5 separate regions of the Homo sapiens genome follow, and regions 2, 3, 4 and 5 are each linked to region 1. Evidence: chromatin contacts called from ENCODE Hi-C or POLR2A ChIA-PET data. All regions are on one chromosome and are shown on one strand. The core of a region is the stretch at or near the end of the contact, and the rest is flanking DNA. Distances in the headings are between cores, read along the strand shown. Region 1 holds the start of AFF1 (ALF transcription elongation factor 1). Region 2 holds the start of PLAC8 (placenta associated 8). Region 3 has its middle 66 kb from the start of COQ2. Region 4 holds the start of LIN54 (lin-54 DREAM MuvB core complex component). Region 5 holds the start of THAP9 (THAP domain containing 9).

The links. A loop is a pair of places that touch in the nucleus more often than their neighbours do. ChIA-PET counts read pairs that join two places held with the same protein, here RNA polymerase II (POLR2A). Pooled maps may share reads with other maps.
Region 2: a map with no recorded cell type shows a loop between it and region 1 (7-fold over the local background). The contact joins the promoter of PLAC8 here to the promoter of AFF1 in region 1. A Hi-C loop is called at or near these places in 4 of 37 single-sample maps with no recorded cell type and 7 of 50 pooled maps.
Region 3: a loop to region 1 is called in a map of CD8-positive, alpha-beta T cell, with 9 times the contacts of the local background. The contact joins the enhancer-like site here to the promoter of AFF1 in region 1. A Hi-C loop is called at or near these places in 1 of 168 maps with a recorded cell type or tissue (CD8-positive, alpha-beta T cell), 3 of 37 single-sample maps with no recorded cell type and 8 of 50 pooled maps. POLR2A ChIA-PET finds 5 or more read pairs at or near these places in 1 of 52 experiments (naive thymus-derived CD4-positive, alpha-beta T cell).
Region 4: a map of CD8-positive, alpha-beta T cell shows a loop between it and region 1 (10-fold over the local background). The contact joins the promoter of LIN54 here to the promoter of AFF1 in region 1. A Hi-C loop is called at or near these places in 3 of 168 maps with a recorded cell type or tissue (CD4-positive, alpha-beta T cell, CD8-positive, alpha-beta T cell and naive thymus-derived CD4-positive, alpha-beta T cell), 2 of 37 single-sample maps with no recorded cell type and 11 of 50 pooled maps.
Region 5: a map of CD8-positive, alpha-beta T cell shows a loop between it and region 1 (19-fold over the local background). The contact joins the promoter of THAP9 here to the promoter of AFF1 in region 1. A Hi-C loop is called at or near these places in 1 of 168 maps with a recorded cell type or tissue (CD8-positive, alpha-beta T cell), 3 of 37 single-sample maps with no recorded cell type and 10 of 50 pooled maps.

Annotation. Positions count from the first base shown.
Region 1 is chr4:86,933,674-86,937,518 of GRCh38, forward strand. It overlaps AFF1 (ALF transcription elongation factor 1), which reads left to right and starts at 1,338. Exons shown (of 21, transcript NM_001166693.3): 1 at 1,338-1,567. AFF1-AS1 (AFF1 antisense RNA 1) reads right to left here and starts at 1,177. Exons shown (of 3, transcript NR_038841.1): 1 at 814-1,177. It also overlaps a transcript of C4orf36 not described here. RefSeq lists silencers at 1,043-1,792, 2,263-2,401 and enhancers at 1,714-2,255, 2,256-2,797, 2,653-2,772.
Region 2 is chr4:83,113,380-83,117,724 of GRCh38, forward strand. PLAC8 (placenta associated 8) reads right to left here and starts at 1,350. Exons shown (of 5, transcript NM_016619.3): 1 at 1,287-1,350.
Region 3 is chr4:83,217,067-83,220,960 of GRCh38, forward strand. No RefSeq gene overlaps it. Among named protein-coding and RNA genes, the nearest start is that of COQ2, 66 kb to the right of the region's middle. RefSeq lists enhancers at 1-11, 2,469-2,728. Within about 2 kb of position 2,370, at least 16 of the 41 ENCODE cell types and tissues checked have a DNase peak (open chromatin) inside an H3K27ac peak, as active enhancers do; they include CD8-positive, alpha-beta T cell, where a contact is called at or near this core.
Region 4 is chr4:83,008,899-83,013,123 of GRCh38, forward strand. LIN54 (lin-54 DREAM MuvB core complex component) reads right to left here and starts at 1,925. Exons shown (of 13, transcript NM_194282.4): 1 at 1,586-1,925. RefSeq lists enhancers at 1,765-1,864, 3,746-4,225 and silencers at 1,935-2,014, 3,739-4,068.
Region 5 is chr4:82,897,787-82,901,984 of GRCh38, forward strand. It overlaps THAP9 (THAP domain containing 9), which reads left to right and starts at 2,949. Exons shown (of 5, transcript NM_024672.6): 1 at 2,949-3,096. The coding sequence starts at 3,017. THAP9-AS1 (THAP9 antisense RNA 1) reads right to left here and starts at 3,130. Exons shown (of 4, transcript NR_034077.1): 1 at 2,548-3,130; 2 at 2,291-2,437. SNORD144 (small nucleolar RNA, C/D box 144) reads right to left here and starts at 439; the gene lies at 354-439. It also overlaps a transcript of SEC31A not described here. RefSeq lists enhancers at 2,394-2,913, 2,529-2,648, 2,914-3,433 and a silencer at 2,959-3,308.

The sequences.
Region 1 (3,845 bases), core at 88-2,587:
ACGTTAAAATACTTGTTATTGATTAGAATAGAGATCAGTCTCTGTTAGAAACCTTTAAAAGGTGTACAAACACTTTGTAAGAGATGACTCCTGTCCCATCCTGCTCAGGGATGACCAGAACTTTCATCTTAGATAGATACACCACCAGGTTTCATCAGGGACACCTTAATTATTTTAGCTGTCTAGGTAAACCAATCTCCCGATGGGAGGATATGGAGTAGGGCGAAGAGTTATATTTTGGAAAACAATCCATGGGAAATTAAGTCAAGTAGCCAAAGGTTTAATTTGGAAATGCAAATATCCATCAATTAGGTTTTCAATTATGTGGACAATAAAAGAGTTGAGCAGAGCAGTAGAGACAAACAAAATTAAAAAGAGAAAAGGCAGAGAAGGCAGGGAGGGGCTTATTTTCACACATTATACCAATTTACATTACACATCATATTAAATTTAAGTAAGGCGCTTTTCTTCATCCAAATAATTTCACCCATTTTAAACCATAAAATACTGTCGGCGAAATCTCATCTGGGCCATTTGATGTAATCTTTCTGCGTCCCTTTCAGGAAGGAAGGTGCGACAACACAATGAAGACAGCCTGTTGCTTTCCTTGGTATGTTTACAGCAGGAATCGGGCAGCGACTTAACTAGACATAAGTTTCCCCTTCTTCCCATGGGTCTATTTGCCAAAGCCCCCTGCACCTATTAGAATTTTCTGAGGTTGGGCTGGTGGAGAGCAGAAACCCGGAGGCTAGATTCAGGAGACCTGGTTTCCCATGCCACTTAGTAGCCTGTGACATTGAGCACAATACTTACTTTTCGGCGCTTCCGTTTCATTATTTGGGAAATGGGAACAATATATCTGTTTTATAAGATTGTTGTGAAGATGAAACAGGCCTGTGTGTGAAAGGCCTTTTCTAAATTGTAAAGCGCTCCCCAGATGTTAGTTATTATCTCCTTTAAAGGGCACAGAATCTGTTTCAATATTATAGGAGGTTGCAAAAAGGCTCCTTGACACTTTTTGCTCAGAACTTGACCCTGAGCTTAATCTCGCCGTAAAGTGAAAGGGTTCTTGCGCCCCCACAGCAGCCCGGGGCAGGGTCACCCTCGCGACCGGGGCGGTCATTGCCGTATTCCGTCCTGAGCTGCCGCTCCCCCACGATCCTCCCACCAATCCCGGGAGGGCCGCGACGTCCCTTGCCGCTTGGGTGGCGCCAGCTAGAGGGCGCGGGCCGGGGCGGAACCCGGTACCGCAGCTCGGGAGGTGGGGGTGGGGGCGGGGCCTCGCGCGGAGGGCGTGGCCTCGGGGCGTCCCGGGCAGCCGGCGTGCTGAGCTTGCCAGCCAGCTAGCGAGCGACGGGCGCGCGCGGCCCCTGCGCACTCGGCCGCCGCCTGCGCGCGTTGCGGCCGCAGCTGCACCTTTGCCTCCGCGGTTCCGCAGCCGAGCCCCGGGAGGAGGCGCTCCCCTGCGTCGTCCGCACTTGCGCCCTTTCCCACCGCAACAGGTCAGGGGAGGGCGGAGGTGACGAGGGCGCCCGACCCGGGACTAGAGGACGGAAGGGTCTGGAAGGTGAGCGCAGCCCTGCGCCACCCAGGGCTGGGGGTCGATCCGCCCGGCCCCCGACGCCGCCGCCGCGGACTTCTCGGAAGCCGAGGCTCTCCCCGCCTCTCTGCCGGCTTCCCAGCACGCTGACTCAAGTCGCTGGCGTTCCCACTTTTCCGGTGGGAGCCCTCGGGGAGAACGGGCTAGGGCTCAGAGCTCTCACCGCCCTACTTGCGATCCCGCGGCAGGTAGCGCGTAGAAAAACAGGGGACGGGGACATGGGAAGAGACCCATGCTCCTCCCTCACGCGCAGCCCCCAAGTCAGACGTTTGCCTGTGCACCCCGCGTTTTGCGGAGAGCTGTCCCGTTGTTGGGACCTGCTACTTGAGTTGCGTAATGAGTCCCAGAAGTTTCTCGGGGGGAGGGGGCGGGGAAAAGTGGGGTTCTTCTCTCCTGCACCCCGGGACCCTTCCCTGTGCCTGTCGTGGAGAGAGATGAGGGCTTCCCGCCGCGTCTCGCTGAGAGCAGGAGGGAGGCGTGTGTCGGTGGTCCGTAGCCTCCGGGGAGGAGTTGGAGCCACCTTCTGAGACTTAACTTCAGGGACAGAGGGAGAGGCGTCTTTAGTATGGGACTGGTTAATTTCTCTTGATAATGCTTTTTTCCCTCGGGTGTCCCATCCTCTGTGGCCGTCGCAACCCCACCCTCCGACGGTGCGAGCGCCGGAGCCAGCGAATGAGAGGGGAGAGAAGGTGGAGAGTGTGAATCACACGTTACCTTAGTGTAATGGTAGTTGCATTAATGGAGCTGCGACGGGCCTGCGGGCGGTTCGATACCGTCCGGCTAGTTTTCTCTTCCCGGAGCTTCTCCACCACCAGCACCCGCAAATTGTTATGCAGATCATCCCGGGAAGGCACTTGGCTTTGGAGGTGGAGATGTGTCCGAATCTCCCTTGAACCAGTCTCTGTTAGGGGGAAAGGCCTTGCAGCCAAGTGATTTGTTTTAAGGGTGGAGCCGGAGATAATTTTAAACACCCTCCCCCTTGGTGCACGTTGCGGGGTGTGACTCACCACGGGGAAATCAGACTGATTTAAAACCTTCAGTGCAAACTTGTAAATTAAGGCGAAGACCCAGTGTTCCCTGGGACAGTTGCAAAGTGAGAAGAGCTCAGAAACTGAAGCACAGAAACGTTAGGTAGGAGTCTGAGAGGCGTGGAGAATTTTGCTTGTGCAAGATTATTTCAGAGCAAGGTCGTGCGGTGTGTGTAGAAGGTAGGTGGCCGTGGGTTACCTCTCTCAGACCTGCGTGGTGTTGGCCTCTGGGTGGGGATAAAAGTCACGAAAAAGACCTTTGGACCCAGAGTCTAGTTTTTTTTCTTTGGGGCCGAAGAATACCTAGGCATGGCCCTGTTTCAGTGTTTACTTCCTCTGTCTAATGTATTTCCTTAGCTCGCCTTTCATCTTTAGTGGGAAGGATTACTTGAGTGGATATTCCGGAAGTAGATTCACAGGAGAATGGAAAATTCTGGATGGTTTGCTTGCTTTAATTTCAAGGTGTTGTCTCTTGTGGATGTTGGGAAGTATTGTACTTGAATATTTGAAGATAAATATGGAGAAAAGCAGTGGTGAGAACTAAAGGAAAATGATCCAAGGGGAGATGAGAGAAAGCAACAAAATACATAAGTAGTACGTAAAACTAGAGAAACTCACTGGAATTAAGCCATTTTTATGGAGAGAAAGAACCAAGGAAATAATTTGGGATAGATTTGGTCACTTTGAGACAAATAGAGATTGAAGAGTGGGACTTTTGGGGAAAATGAGTTTAGATATTGGAGACTTTTCTTTTTTCAAATATAACTTACAAGGATGTTGAGGCTGGAGATGTGAGACTTGCAGGTATGTTGCTGTGAATTCTTTGCTTTTCACCTGCAAGAAAATGAACTGTTAAATATTAATCTGCCTTATTCACTGTAACAATTGAATTTGTGGCTTTGGCATTTGCTTAACTCTTCAACTTTGCAAAACTATAATTTTGAAGAATCACAGTGTGTTAAATTAGAATACAAAGATCATTTAGAGATTGAAAATTTATGACAAAAGTCCAGGCCATTGTAAACATTGCTTTCTCCTACATGCGTAACAGGCATGCATTTTTTGCCACCAGAATCACTAATCTACTATAGGGTAATAAGACTATATCAAAACTAGCTGTCTCTTCTGTTTCCTCTCCGGTTTAACTGAATTTTGCAGAGCTGGTTGAGGTGAAAGTTACTTTTTTAATTGACTGAGAACTTGCTTAATTAGGTTTT
Region 2 (4,345 bases), core at 100-2,599, 3.8 Mb before region 1:
ACTTCACAAGATTCTAATGCCAGTGGCCTTGCAGAGCACATTTTGTAACCCACGACCAGTGGCCTTATTTTTCTTCTGTTACTAATAACTACAGATCCAATTTAATTCAGCAAATATTTTATTGAGTGCCAGGGTGTGTAAACGTGTTGGGCTGGATTTGGTAAGGGCTAAGGAGATGCCTGAGGTTTCCTATCTGTGGCCAGCAGTTCTGCCCGTTGTGGTGTGACCACACAGCTGTTTTGTTCCATGCCATCTTTAACCCCACAGGAGCAGAGAGAGTGATTAAAAAAAAGTTGGCAGGGGCCACCTTGGAAAATGCAGGAAAAATGGGGGCAGGAGGTAGTGAAATGGGAATCTTGGTGGGCAAGCTTTGGAGAATGAGACTAGAATACCTTTCTTTAGGAAGTTCTGTGGAATGGTCTCAATGTCAGGAAATCTTGCAGTATTTGGCTCATATTTTAAACACCTTAATTTTATCTATTAGTTAAGAATCAATCTTGTATTTGTCTCTCCTTTCTATGAGCACTTCACTCCTGAGGACAGCCCACTATCTTAATAAAATACATTAATATTAATATAATACATGATATTAATTATAGTAATATTAATACATATTATTAATATTGATTAATCCAGATACTAGACATATTATTGAGATTTTTCTCTTCTACTGTTTATTGATGTTAAATTTCATTTTTTTGCTTTGATTGAAACATTTCCATTTCATAATCTCTCCATCTCTCTTTATACATATAAATGAAGCACCAGAATTTAATTTTGAAGAATTCTAGTCTGTTTTTCTTACTTTCATAGTGAGAATTCAAGAATTCTTATAATTCATTAGCTAAATCTACAAAATTCCATATCTTGTTTCTAAATACTTTGAATGGATAAAATAGAATATTTGTAAAGCAGAAAGAAATTAGACCGGCATAAGTCAACATGCATACATATTGAAATAAAGAGTGAAATTAATGATCATGTTACTAAATACAATGTATAATATGTGTTTGCTGCAGAAAGCAGCAATTGATGAGGATTCAAGGCTGGGATCTTACACTACTTTGAAAAGCCTGGCATTTGGCAAAATGCTTAGCAAGAAATTGTTGAATTTGACTAAATGTATAAATTTAAAGCAATTAGATAAGAAAACCTTAGTCTTTTAGCTGAAACTCAAAATATAACATGCTAAGAAAAAAACAAGAAAATCAAATAACTTTTAAAGAAAGCTTTTTTTTTTTGAATGCTAAGTTTTTAAAACAAGTTCTTACTTGTAAAGTACTTACAATTAGTAAACAAGGTTCCGAGCAGGAAATGTCTTGTGGCCTGGGAGAGAATCTCACCACAAATGAAAACTACGTGAAAGGGGAGAGGTAACTGTGTTTCTATCGCAGGGCATAGTACATAGAACAGTTTCAGACGCTCTTATTGGCCAGAGTAATCCAGCAGAAGTGGTTTCAATGTGTGTTTCTCTTATCTGGAGAATGAATATATCTCTTGCCAAATAAGGTGTGTTTCTTTTCCTATATTGTGTTAGGTACACTGATACGTCTTTTTAATGGGGAAAGGATTTAATTCATTATATAGTTTGATTGGTTTTACATGTCTGGCAGAGCTTACTGTTGTTTTTTTGTGTTTGTTTTTTGTTATCTTTGTGGGGAAAAAAAAGATCATTATTGTTTCAGATTATATAGTAGTTGGCATCTCAAGCATCCTTTAATGGTATCAACTTACAGATACTGAACATTAAAATAGGCCAAGCATTATCAATGACTTGTTAATGACTTTGATAGTTAGGCCTTATTTTTTCAATTTTAGAGGTGAGGAAACAAGCTCAGATTCTTGAGCTGACTTTCAGAGGCCACATAGCTAACAAGTTACTCACCTAGGATTTTAGCTCATGTCAGCTCAGCTCCAAACTATGGCTCTTTTTACAATGTTGCATCCAATTTCTTTGTACCTTTTTAATTATTCTTCTTATTGGTGGTATTACTATTTCTTTCTTTTGAAATTTTTATTCATAGTCTTTGAATTTCTGATCCCATAGTTTAAACTATCAAAAGACAAAATTACAACAAATTTAGTTTAGAAGATGTAATTGCCTTTTATTTGCAATTCTAGAATCAAGCAACACATCATTCTATAAAATAGAATGAGTGTCCTGGTGAGTATGAAGAAAGCGGAAACAGAGAAAAAAAGATAGATTGGTTGTTTCAAAGTTACTTTCCTTATAGGACTAAAACAGAGAGGACTTCCTTACTACACTGACTGAGGTTGACTGAAATCTCCTGTTTTTTGGAAAACTGGTCCATTTCAAAGTTCAGTTTGATTATATGTCACTTAGCACAAGCGACTTCATTCTGGTTTGGTCTGATTTTCTGGGGCCTAGAGCAGGAGGCTAGTCCATAACAATGGCCTCTCATAAACTTTGTTTAACAAAACCTTTCAGAAATGAGGGTGGGCCGGCACAGTGGGAGGCCCAGGCGGAGGACTGCTTAAGGTCAGAGTTCAAGACAAGCCTGGCCAACACAGTGAGACCTTGTCTCTAAAAAAAAACAAAAACAAAAACAAAAAATTAAAAAATTAGCCAGACATGGTGGTAAGTGCCCGTAGGCTTGTAGTCCCCGCTACTTGGAAGGCTGAGGCAGGAGGATTGCCTGAGCCCAAGAATTTGAGGTTACAGTGAGCTGTGTTGTGTCACCACACTCCAGCCGGAGTGACAGCAAGACCGTGTCTCTAAAAAAAAAAAAAAATTAAGAAATGAGAGTGGCCAGCTTTCCTGTCATTCACTCTGAAGTTTTTGCGGATGGGAAATCTTTCCCACTAGAACAAGGCTATTGTGTGAGGTTGTACAGTGAGAATGTGTGGCATTATGGCAGACTCTAAGTGCTTAGAGTCCCTTTTCAGTCCCAATTCCTAGCTGCCATCTGCTAGCCACTTAACATTTCTATGCCTCAGGTTCCTTGTCAAATGAGCGTAATAATTGCACCTACCCCACAGGATTGTAGGGAAAATTCAAAAAATTAATACATGCAAAACATTTAAAACAGTGCCTAACACATAATCAATATTAGGGGAAACAAAGAAACAAAGAAATCTGAAGAAGGAGAAAGAAAAAGAGACATGTGGAATTCCAGATAGCCTATTTTCTTCCAAATACTATGTATAAACTCCACAATAAAAAGATGGCAACATGGCCAGGTGTGGTAACTCACACCTGTAATCCCAGCACTTTGGGAGGCCAAGGCGGGAGGATCACTTGAGCCCAGGAGTTTGAGACCAGCCTGTGCAACATAGTGAGATCTCATCTCCTTTTTTCAAATAAATAAATAAAATAAAAAATTAAAAAATTGAAAAATCAAAAAGATGTCAACAAATATGTACTAGTTATTTATTGTATTAAAGGGGGAAAGTACATCTTAAAAATCGGTAAGCTTGGCCGGGCACGGTCACTCATGCCTGTAATTCCAGCACTTTAGGAGGCCGAGGCAGGCAGATCACCTGAGGTCGGGAGTTTGAGACCAGCCTGACCAACATGGAGAAACCTCGTCTCTACTAAAAATACAAAATTAGCTGGGCGTGGTGGCGCATGCCTATAATCCCAGCTACTCAGTAGGCTGAGGCAGGAGAATTGCTTGAACCCGGGAGGCAGAGGTTGTGGTGAGCCGAGATCACGCCATTGCACTCCAGCCTGGGCAACAAGAGCAAACCTCCGTCTCAAAAAAATAAAAAATATGTCTGGGCGGGGTGGCTCATGCCTGTAATCCGAGCACTTTGGGAGGCCGAGGCGGGCGGATGACCTGAGGTCGGGAGTTCGAGACCAGCCTGACCAACATGGAGAAACCTCGTCTCTACTAAAAATACAAAATTAGCCGGGCTTGGTGGCACATGCCCGTAATCCCGGCTACTTGGGAGGCTGAGGCAGGAGAATTGCTTGAACCTGTTAGACAGAGGTTGCAGTGAACCGAGATTGCGCCATTGCACTCCAGCATGGGCAACAGAGCGAGACTCTGTCTCAAAATAAATACATAAATAAATAAAATAAAAAATAAAAAAATAACATCCAGGCCGGGCGCAGTGGCTCACGCCTGTAATCCCAGCACTTTGGGAAGCCGAGGTGGGCAGATCACAAAGTCAGGAGTTCGAGACCAGCCTGGCCAATATAGTGAAACCCCGTCTCTACTAAAAATACAAAAAAATTAGCCAGGCATGGTCGTGGGCACCTGTAGTCCCAGCTACTCGGGGAGCTGAGGCAGGAGACTTGCTTGAACCCGGAAGGTGGAGGTTGCAGTGAGTCGAGATTGCACCACTGCACTCCAGCCTGGGTGATAGAGCAAGACTCTGT
Region 3 (3,894 bases), core at 1,120-3,619, 3.7 Mb before region 1:
AAAATGGTTAAGATGGGTCCTGGGCAGGGTGGCCCACTCCAAGGCCTGGGTGCAGTGGGAGGGTCCTGACGTGGTGTCCCTAGAGGCCCTCCCTGCCCCTTTCTCCCCCTGAAAGGCGTGTGTCCCCTCTCTGTACCTCGCTGGAAGCCCAGCCGCTGGCGCAGCACGTGTTCCTGGCATACCAGGCTCACGTGCATGTTAGTGAGCCACAAGATGCAGGGATGGAGAAGAAAGCCTTCGCCTACCAGTAGCTGCCTGCTAGGCACCAGGGGATGGGCTGATTTGCTCCAGAATGAATCCACATCAGGAATAGCAGTTACAATTGAGGCCGCCACCTGATTAAGTCTGTAGTAATCTCTCATTCTCCAGATCTGCCTGTCTTCTGCAAAGGCCAAACAGGCCAAGTGAGGACACCTTGAGATGGTGGACCCCCGCCAGCTGGGAAGAGGACCCTCACCTGACCATGCTGATGCTCTGATTGCAGACTTCCAACCTCCAGAACTGTGAGAAAATAAATATTTGTTGCTTAAACCACACACAAAATGGGCTAAGATGGTGAATTTTATGTATATTTTCCCACAGATACACACATACACACAAGATATACTTGAACAACACCCGCGGGGATTCTGATTAATCTGGGGCTTGGGAAAATGCATTTCAAATATGCGACTGAGGTGGTTTTGATAGGGGTAAACAAGAAGTGAAAGAAACAGGAAGATGAACTGTTACCCGTAATGTGAGAAACCTATGAGGAAGCTGAACCACCCTGTGGGGTTCTGTCACTGGGAGTGACTTCCTGGTGTTCTGCTGAGCTACTCATTTTTCACTGTTTTGGTTATTGAGGTTGAACTGCTTGAATGAAAGGTGCGATACTGGGCTCTGGGTGGGGAGAGCAAAATCTGTTAATCTCAGGGGAGATGATCAAATACAAGAAGTGCAGAACTGAAGCTCTCAAAGGGACCTTGGTAACTTCTAGCAGCTCAGCTCTCCACTTCCTCCTCTGTGCAGTGGGAAAATGAAGCCCAGTTTACGTGTTGTTATTATAGAGACCAAATGAGATAAAAGGTGTGAAAGTGTTTTTTACTTTTTAATCAATTACTCAGTTTACTCATAGGGTGAGTGCTTAAATATGGGCTCCATAAAGGGTCAGGGCAAAAGTTCTCAACCCCGAGTACATATTAACATTACTTGAGGAGCTTTGAAAAATACCCAGATTGACCTCCTCCCCTCCACGATTCTCAGTCCACTGGTCTGGGGAGGGCACCGAGTTTGGGCATTTTTTAAAAATCTCTCAGGTTTTTCTACTGGCAGCCAGGCTTGAGCACTACCCCTCTATTAGTGGTGAATTCTAAGTGGTAAAACGGGAAAGGCTTAATCAAGAAGGACTTGTTTGAGCTAGACCTTATGTAAGATTTGAGGAATAATATTTTGGGACTAGGTAGTATATATACACACTATAAAATTTAGAAGTCTAAAAGGATTTATCATGAAAAGTGTATCTTCTCTGTCCTTCTCTCTGGAGGGGAGTCAGCAACTCTGACCAGCTCTCTTTATTTTTATTTTTTTGAGACAGGGCCTCACTCTGTCACCCAGGACCCAGGCTAGAGTGCAGTAGTGTGATCATAGCTCACTGTAGCCTCGACCTCCCAGGCTCAAGTGATCCTCCTGCCTCAGTCTCCCAAGTAGATGGGACTATGGGTGCACACCACCACGCCCGGATAATTAAAAAAACATTTTTTTTTTGTAGAGATAGGGTCTTCCTATGTTACCAAGGTTGGTCTCAAACTCCTGGGCACAATTGATCCTCCAGTCTCAGCCTCCCAAAGTTCTGGGATGACAGGCCTGAGCCACTGCGGGCGGCCTTGACCAGCTCTCGTTTATAATACTGGAGATACTCTTTACAGTTGCTATTAAGGATCTTGTCAGATTGGTCAGGGGAAAGGAGAGGAAAAGAGCAGGTGTCATTTTCTGTTCCACAACCTTCCACTAGGCACAGAATATCATTTGGATAGGTATAACTTGATTGAGGAAATCCATTTAAGAAAAAAATAGAAAGTTGATTTTCAGAATAGGGCTTTCTTCTTTCCCTCCTCCTCCTCCTCCTTTTCAGTTTCTTTCTTTCTTCCTGTCACAGTAAATTCTGAGCAGCTTGAATTTTTAAAATTTAACTTTTTATTCTGAGGTAATTGTAGATTCACATGCAGTTGGTAAGAAATAGTACCAAGAGATCCCATGTACATTTTGCTTAATTTTAATTCATTTTCATTCCAGTACTAATCAAGATATTTCAGATCAAACTCTCTAGTACTGTTTTGAAAAACTACAACCCAGAATTGAGAGTGAGGTTGCAGGAGAGGGCGGGGCTGTGGAGGAACAACGTGTTTTCGTGTTTTCGGTCTTCCCTCATTGTTTCTGGGAAATCACAACTAACATGCAATGTGCCCGTGGCACAGTCCCAGCTGGGGACTAATTAAGACTCTCTGGCAACAGATGCTGTCCGCTCGTTTATATTAATAATGTCCTCCTTTGTGTGCTGGACATGCCAGGGCAAAGGAGGCCAGCTCGGGGAGAGGCTCTCTACCAAAGTGGAACCAGCAGTTTCTACCTGGGTCCTGACTCCAAGTCAGAATATGAGAAAACACTGCACTTGCCCATTCCAGATCCTGCCTTCCTGGTCTCCAGACTCAGGGAAACTAACAGATGGAGGCAGCAAGCCATTCCTGACTCTCAGGTGTCCACGCTGACTCTGAATGGTTACTGGATTCCTGGATAGCACAAGCCCTCTGTCAAACGTGATTCACAAACACAGATCACATGATGACAGAGTAACTGCGGTCCTTCTCTGCCTCTTCCTTTTTGTACTGCATTGGCAGGAAGGAACACCTGGTCAGAAGCAGGTGGCTGGAAGAAAGAGGTTTTAATCTTTTTCCAGTCCAACTCATCTTCCACAGCAGTCACCTGCATACTGTGTAACAAGTGGCCAATGCATTGAAAATGCAAACCATCAGGCCTGAGATTTTATGGGTAAGAAGGTTGCTGGATTATGCATTTCCCCGCTATGGACGTTTTGGCCCAGTATTTCGTTCTTATGCTTATGTCATTTGTGTTAATATAATACATCTGGATATAATAATACTTGGTATTTTTTTGTCGTGTGTTTTTTGTTTTGTTTTGTTTTTTGTTTGTTTGTTTTTGTTTGAGACAGAGTGTTGCTCTGCCACCCAGGCTGGAGTGCAGTGGCGTGATCTTGGGTCACTGCAACCTCCGCCTCCTGGGTCCAAGCAATTTTCCTGCCTCAGTCTCCTGAGTAGCTGGGATTACAGGCACACACCACCACGCCCAGCTAATTTTTGTATTTTTAGTAGAGACGGGGTTTCATCATGTTGGCCAGGCTGGTCTCCAACTCCTGACCTCAAGTTACCTGCCCGCCTTGGCCTCCCAAAGTGCTGGGATTACAGGTGTGAGCCACTACACCTGGCCTATGTGGTGCTTTTGGTAAGGGATCTGGTACCAACACGTTAGGCTTCATCACATTTGTTAAGGTATTTAAAATATACAACGGAAGAAAGAGTAGAACCCGACCACTAATAAACATGATCCCAGGCTTCTATAATCATGTGAAGTAGAACACTATGCACACATATGAAATTTAGGCACGCTCTTTTCTAAACTGATGATAACTACCATTTGTTAATATATTCTGGGCAGAATGTTAATGTTTTGCATGACTTCATTTAACCCTTACAACAAGTCTATGATATATGCTGTTATTATGTCCATTTTATTGTTGGAGCAACCGATGCCTGCAAAGGTGAAGTTATTGCTCAAGGTCCACATGGCTGGTGGGTGAGGCAGGGTTTGGACCCAAATCTGTCTGGCACTGAAGCAGGG
Region 4 (4,225 bases), core at 675-3,174, 3.9 Mb before region 1:
AGCTTTTTAATCTCCCTATTTTAATTATTTTTAAAATTCTTAGTCTTACTACTGAGTCAGCAGCTATAAGGCATGGGTCAAATAACTGCAACATAAAAACTGTAATTTTAAAAAGACAAAACCAAATACCTACTGAATAATACAGCATCAGACAAATTATTTTTAAAAAATAATCATTATCGTCATCATTAAACCTTCTGAGTACCTCTAAGGTATTTCTCCTAAAAATTTTTTTGGGTCTCTTATTCTTCTAGTAAGTGAAAGCCAGACCTACAAACTATACACACCTATTCACACAAAATATTTCCCCTCTAAGTAAACTACAAAATTTGTGATATATGACACACTATGGCACAGTGTGTTACATATACTCTTTGTAGACAATTTGAATAAGGAAATAATATCACATATACTCTCTGTAGACAATTTGAATACGGAAATTTAGGGCTAATCATAAACATTACCCATGGGCATTCCTCAATACTAATCCTTCTGTTCATTATACACTCAATGTCATTGACCCAAAAAAGCTGGGGGAAAAGCATAGGGTCCAAATTAATGTATAAAAATTTTTTTGCCCAGCCTAAAAATTTGATTCACATGTAACTTTTCTGTAACACTAGTGTTGTGTGCAAGGAGACAGACTCCTTACGGATCTTTCAGCATAACCTAAAACTTAACATGGGTCTTCAGATAACCTAATAAAACAGTGGCTGTTATAGTCAATCAATCCAGCTCTCTAAACAAAGGGCTAGGCTAATCACTCCAGCATTTAGTGATTTAGAAATAACAGAGGTCTCAATTTATTTTTCCCAACTTAATGTACTCACAACAAATGCTTGCATCACCCCATCGCAACTCTCCTTCTTAACAATGAAGGTAAAACTCAGGACCAAAAGAGAGCTCCTAGAGCTGTATTTCATTTGCATTATAAAATCTACAGCAAAATTTTTCATAACTTTACTCTCTGAATTCATGAACTAGGTTGGCGGGGGCAGGAGGGTGAGTATAGAGAAGAACTTCCCTGAAAAGCATGAGTATAAAATATAACTGAGAGTATCTCAATTGTTATATGCCAAATGGCAGGGGCAAAGAGGTTAGTTACTCTAAGGATAACAGAGCATTAAAAATTTTTTTTCTAATTCTTACAAAACTGGTCCCTATTCTATAAAATGTGAACATCCACAACCCAACAAGTTACAGACTAGGATCTAAGACACAGATCTTAAATGCAGATAAAATGCCAATGCTCTGCCTCCCTAAAGAAACGTACAACCCCAAGAACTGCTGAACACCATCAAAGCAACACCCGCCAGAGTGGCTGTTTTAAACATTATATCAGGAAATCATGATAAGTGCTAGCGGTTCCTCTAGGCCTCAGCAGCAGCCTTAGGTATAAGAGCAAACTGGAGCCCTCTTAACACTCAAAGAATAATGTTGATGTCATGACGAGGCTACTGATTCTTCGCACTCCGGACAAGTCATTCCTTGATCCACCGCGCAATTCTTTCCCCACCCACCCCCATCCCCCCAAATAAAGAGATCTCCGGACAGAGAAGCCCTCGGGTACCCCATCCTCCTCTACCTCCAGCGGCTGCCGCTTTCTCCTCCCTCGGGCTCCGAGGTAGGGGCTCCAGAAGGTCCTGGGCAATCCCGAGCCCCGGCGGGGCTTGTTTTGCCCGTGCACGATAGCTCTGGCCAGCAGCTTCCTTTCCCAGTTTGTCCAAACTGGAGCGCTCCAGGGTACCCGGGGACCGAGAAGGGAGCCGGGGTGGCGACGTCGCCGTCGCCGCCGCCTCTGGTATGTCAGGGGCCGGGATTGTATTTCGAAAGATCCGCCATTTTCACCTCGTCATCACCATCACAGCTCAGCAGCTTCCCCGACAGCCGGAGCCCGGGCCGCCGCCGCCGCCGCCACCACCAGTAACCTCCCCCTTCCTCCTCCTCCCCTCCCCGCCCGCCCCACCCGGGAGGCGCACACCCACATATCCGGGGAAGCCTCCCGCCGCCCCGCCAACCTTCAAACGCACAAGGGCCGTGCAAGTGCACACGGGCTACGCCGAGACCTTTCACCCCCGGGCGGAGCACGGGCCCCCGCAGGGACGCCAAAGGAAGTCGCGCCACCTGCGGGGTCCCAAGTCCGGCATATTTTTGTTTGCAAGACCAAAAGCCATGCGGAGGGTGGCATAAGGACAATAAAGAACCCAAACTCTTTCATTTTCAGAGCAGCAACTTGAGAGAGATGGTGGAATGCGTTTCATTCACTGTGGCTATCTCAGGCACTAAAAACACTGTGAAAGACCTTTAATGTCATTCACCAACTTTGACATTTTACCCCACCCGCAGAACTACTTTGACAGGATGAGCTATTTCCATATGCATGTTCGACCTTTGACACCTTTGTCAATTACAGGCAGCAATCCTCATGCAGATGAAGTGGTCAAAATATCTAATTTAAAAAAATAAAGTTCTGAGCTATCTTCCTCTCCAACTTAATTTATCTGGTCATTTCTGTCCATGAACACTGCGACTTCCAATCTGTCATCGGTTTAAGACGTCAAAGCGCAACTAGATTTGAAATGATTGAACTAATTGTAGAAACATTCATGAATGATCGATTTCTAAAATATTGAAAATATAACTCTTAGCTAAAATTATTTGCCAAATGTTTTTTTAGGATCTAAGTCATCAAATTAAAAAAAAACCATCTGCTGCTGATATATTTGTTCTGTACAGTAAAAATAAACAGCTTGCTTCAGAACAAGATCCTAGAGCTACCTACTAGGTAGGTAAGAGTTACCAGCTCTTGTCATCAGTCAGTTGAATAAGTAACCAAAAGAGAACAGAGGTAATTCTTAATCATTTAAAAAATAACAAAACATAAGCTGCAAGGCTTCTGAAGAGATCAGCATTAAAAAAAAAAAAAAAGGAAACTGGCTGCCTTTGTCAATTTTAGAAAGAGTTAACCATCCAAAAGCTGAATTCTGTATCATTCAACCACAACATAAGCTCTGGGCAAACTGAATTTCAAGGCTGCGAACAGGGCCACTCTACTGTCTAAGTTAGTGTAGGAAGAGTAAGGTTGAAGTTGAAGTTGAAAAAGTCATTTCATTTCCCTACCTTGTTTCAATGGCAACTCCATATAAAAGTCGGTAGATTCAGCCTTCAACAAGGGCTGTCCACCACCCACCCCAATTGCTGTTTTTATATGCAGACTACCAGATGCTGAGAGTATAAAGTGTTCTCAATTACTTCATCTTTAAACTTCATTTCCCCACTGACGGCCCCGTCCATCCGCACTCTGCTTGGTTGTTTACCGTTGCTGGCCAAGCTAAGTCCCGGCCCGCTCCCTTCCCCCGTGCACCTCGGGAACATTATGACATTTGGCTGGTGGGCTTCGCGAGGAAAACGGACACGCACGAACAAGAGCCTGTACAAAGGGGCATAGGAAGAACGCGGCGGCGGGCAGTAGGGAGAGGAGGGACTGGCACAAAATGACACAGCAGCAAAACCGGTTCCCAGAAACCTGGGGCCGCCACGGGTGGCTTGTTGGGTCGCGCAGTGTGCGTGTCAACAGCCGCAGGAGCCCTTACTCCAGACCGCCGGGCAGGCGGCTGGCCGAGCGCTGGCCCTGCCGGGTGACAGCCACCCTCTCGGGAGCCGACGGGAAGAGACCGAGCCCCAAGGATCCTTCGCCCCCCGCAACCCAGCTTCAGGGAAGGGGCGCGGCGGACCCCGCTGGCGGGTTCCCGCTCCCCGCCAAGGCCCACCGGCCCGGGCTCCCGGAGGGAGCGGTCCAGCGCTCTCCGCCCGCGCAGGCACTCGCAGCGGGGGCCGGTTCCCCCTTCCCGCCAGCCCGCCCAGGAGCCCCCATCCCGGGGGCTGACACTCACCAAAGCCGGCGGCGCCGCCGCCTCCTGGTCGCGCGGCGCTCCCTGGGCTCCCAGCAGCAGCGGCGGCGGCGGCGCCTCCGAGACACAGACCAGGGTTTGTTCAAAATCACGCGCCCAGCCCCATTCCACCGCCGCATCCCATAATACGCTGGGCCCTCCCCGCCCGCGCGCCCCTCTCTGCCCGCCCCTGCGCTCCGCACCCCGCCCCACGGCCGGCTTCCTTCGCTCCGCCTCTTCCGCGGCGCCTCGTCCCTCCCCTTGGCAACCCAAGCCCGCGTCATTCCGCCGGGCTCCGCCAGGGCGCTCCAGTTCCACGTGACGCCGAGTGGCGC
Region 5 (4,198 bases), core at 1,699-4,198, 4.0 Mb before region 1:
TGTGGCCCATAGTAACTGGCCAATAAATAAATATCTGTTATTATTCTTTCCAAGTGGACAATTAATGAGATTATATACCATAAAATAGGTAGATTTCATTAAAGCCTTAATAAATGTTTTTTACTTGGACAATCCTCCATTTCCAACTCACTGCTATAGTTCCAGGAATACTTAATACATTTAAAATAGAAAGATATACTACCTTCCCTGCATATTTTGAGTAATTATCTTCCAAGACCCATGTATCTTTTCTCAACATCTCTGAGAGTACAATTCCTGAAAAGAGATATTTTCTTTTAAAATTTTTTGTGCAATAGTCAATGCCTTTGCAAATAACACTATCTTTAATACAGCTTACATATCCTCATTTAAGTATTCAATAATCACAACGGTTCATTATGTGAACAGCAGTGAAAAGGTTTAATCACTGGATATGAAGTTACTAGAAGAAGCAATGATATAACCAAATGATCAGATTGAGAACTTCCATGTCAACAGTAAAATAATCACAACAACAAAAAAAGTATAGATAAGTTATAAACAAATGTAAAGATACAAAAATACAACTAAGAAAAAAAAATTCCATCTATAAAGGATTACTTATTTCCTATGCAGAAGTAAATATCTAGAGCAGTGACCCCTTGCGGCTATTGCCTTCATTTAAGTAAATCTGTTCTGATAAAAGCAGTTTTCAGAAATTCATCTGAAATTAACAATTAAAGGAATGTTGTCAGAATAATGTAGGAAGCACACTATTTCATCTTTAGGAAAGGCAAATAGTTGCAATCCAATTAAACAGGAAAGAAAACAGCCCTCATTTCAGATGATGAACTGGCAGCAGTACTTTCAACTCTACCTTAAGAAAATGGCAAGTGAATGCCTGTATCTGCAAACTTTTGAGTCCTTAAGAAAAGGCAAACACCACGATGAGACAGCCACTTCACATGCACAAAAATGTGGAGAAACTGGCAGCCTCATCCACTGCTGGTGGGAATGTAAAATGGTGCAGCCACTAGGGAAAATAATCTGGCACTTCCTCAAGAAGCTAAACACAGTTATCTTATGACTCACCAATTCCACTCTTAGGTGTGTAATCAGGAAAATGAAAACATTTGTCCACACAAAAACTTGTACACAAATGTTCATAATAGTAAAAAAAAAAATTGGAAAACCCAAATGTCCACCAACTGTTGAACGGATAAACAAAATCTGCTACATCCATAAAATGGAGTACGATTCAGCAATAAAAAATAAAGTACTGATACGTGCTATAAGATGGATGAACTCTGAAAACATTCCAAGTGAAAGAAGCCAGTCACAAAGACCATATATTAGTTCATAATTCCACTTACATGAAGTGTACAGAGCAGGCAGAGGCACACGGAAACTAAATTAGTGTTTGCTGAGCGGGGTGGGGGAATATTTGGAGGTGCTGCTAGTAAGAATGAGGTTTCTTTCTGGAGTGATGAAAATGTTCTAATATTGATTGTGACTGTTCCACAATTCTGTGCATATACTAAAACCCACTGAATTGTACACTTTAAACCAATTAGTTGTGTGGTATGAGAATTATATCTGAGTAAAACTGTTACAAAAATATAAGGCAACTAATTTTTTCCTTAAAGATAGCTAAAAACAATGTTATTTTTATTCAGCCTCACTCGGGTCTTAATTGGTTGAGCAGGAAAAGGCTCTAACAGCCCAACCAACTTACAGTATTTAAATCCAGTTCTTACTCTCTGCACACACCTTACAGCCAAAAAGTATTTGCCCTGCACATCCCCCAGGGACCAATTTTTCCAAAGTTCCTTGACCATCTATCCTTAGGCCATGTGACTTTTAAGGAACCATAACCAAAAGCTATTAATTCCATTCAGAGAAGATACAAGCATATTATAATGGAAAACTGGTGTGAATAAGTAATACCTTAATATGTATCTTCGGCTGTAATCTGGACAAAGTAAACACAAAGGGGAAAAAGAAGCAATCTTGTTAGGCCTGGATATTTGGAATTATTTTTGTGTGCTATACAAAGAAACGGAAAAGTTGCAAACCCTTCTCTGTTTTCTGTATGCTAAGGATCTCCTTCTCAGAGACAAAAACCCACTGGCCCGTTTCCTTCTCTAAGCAAATTGAAATCTCTTCCTCAAACATAAGAGCTTATAACTAAGACATTGTTCTAAGCTCTATCTCCTGAAAGCTATTCATAATGCCTCATTCCCAACCAAAACCACTTAATTGCCCCTTGTCCCCTGCCCCTATTACTACTGAGGAGCCCCAAGAACCTTACCTTATTTCCTTCATTGTGGCAAAGTGTTTCAGAAAAGGGTTCCTTGAATTAAAAGTCGGCGTATCCTATTTGACTCCTGCTCCTCCGGTATCACATACCTACAGCCAACCATGCCAAGAGCTTCCCCATTATCTCCGCATCGGAGAGCTACAAGATAAAGCGCAAGAACACGACACGCATCTCAGTAAATCATATATTTTTGGCCCGACTCTGTCTTCAACACACCTAAGGCACCGTGTTTTATCCCTCTTCCATACCCTTTCCTCCCGATATCCTCCAGTTTCAGAGACCGCACCCGGAGACCCATTGGCAGGTTCCTGGATTCGCCTCAATTTTGGTCCTGCCTCTCTGCTTCGCATTTTCAGGCTTGGCCTCACAAGAAGGACGATGGCGCCAGATTGTGCCAGAATGGGTGAAAACAGAAGGAAAATAAACCGGTTGCAGCAAAACCCACTATTCCGCCTCCAACGCGGAGGGAGGAGCGGTCAAATGCACGTCTTCAGGCTCAGGCCCTTCCGATTGGCTGCTGGGACACAACGTGGCCTGTCATTGGCTACGGCACCGGCGCAGGGCCTTCGGAGAGGAAGTGTGGAAGTCCCGCGCCTCTAAAGCCCGCCTTTCGTGACAAATAAAGGTCGTAGCCGCAGAGTCAACGGGCGGAGCTAAAGTGGTCGTGATTCATGCTGTCGCGGGAACCCCGAAGGTGGGGCCCCACGTAACAAGAAGATGACCCGAAGTTGCTCCGCAGTGGGCTGCAGCACCCGTGACACCGTGCTCAGCCGGGAGCGCGGCCTCTCCTTCCACCAGTGCGTATGGGAGCAGCCTCGAAGCCTTCGAACTCCCTGCGGGGCCCGGCGGGCCGTGGCGTGGCGTGGGGCGGGGCCGGGCCGCACTGTGGGTCGCGCCGCGTGTGTGACGCGACGTGACGTGCGCAGCGTCGGGGCGTGGGAGCGGAATTGGGGCACTGTGAGAATTGAGATTCTCTCTCTTCCCGCCCAGTGTTTACCTCTGAATAGCCGGTTCTCGCACCGCCTACCGCTTTAAGGAGAGTTACGCGAAAGGAGTCCTCCATTAATTGGATGGTCTTATTATTTGAAGTGAGGAGGCCGAAAGGGAAGGCAGTTTAGGACAACGGTTGAAGTGTGTGTGTGGCGTCTTCCTGAGCACGAGTACAGATCAGTTTTCTCCTGTACTGCCTGACATTGCAAGTTCTTAAGTGCTGTTAGCCGAGCTGTGCAAGGCCGGTCCGATTCTGGCTGGATTTGATCATGGCAGGGAAGTTTCATTTGGCTCGACAGTGGGGAAGAATTTCAGATCAGTCTTATCTGAACTCATATCCATGGTTCAGACTGGTATAGGTCATTCAGTATTCAGGGTACACTAGCAAGTAGAAAAGTGGGTAAAATAGATCCTCACAGACAAAAGGAGCAGATTTATGGAAAGATCAAAAAGAACTTTATGGTTGGAAAGGGGGGGTAGGAAGAGGGTAGTTAGGAATGGCATGGGAAAATGTAAAGGATAGAAAGTGCAAATATAGAGGAGTGGAAAAGTACCTGAGAAACCATTTTAAAAATGTAAATGCCAGGTTAAGGAGTTTAGAGTATGTATGGTAGGCTATGTATAAAATTCATTGATTTTTTTTTTTTTTTGTTTTCTATTTTTTAAATAGGGCTGATTCCTCCACCTAAATTGTTAGCAGTGTGAACCAACTCATTGTGTATGTGAGACCATAATTGATTTGGGATTTTTCTTGTGATAGAGGTAGTTTTAAACTAGGGAGACATGAATTCCAATTTTAATTGAGTATTTACTGATGTCTGTACTTGGCTCTGGGTCTTGGTTTCTTCTTCTGTAAGAGGAATAAAAACCTGCCTTGTAGAATTTTGTAAAACTAAAACGTAAGACTTT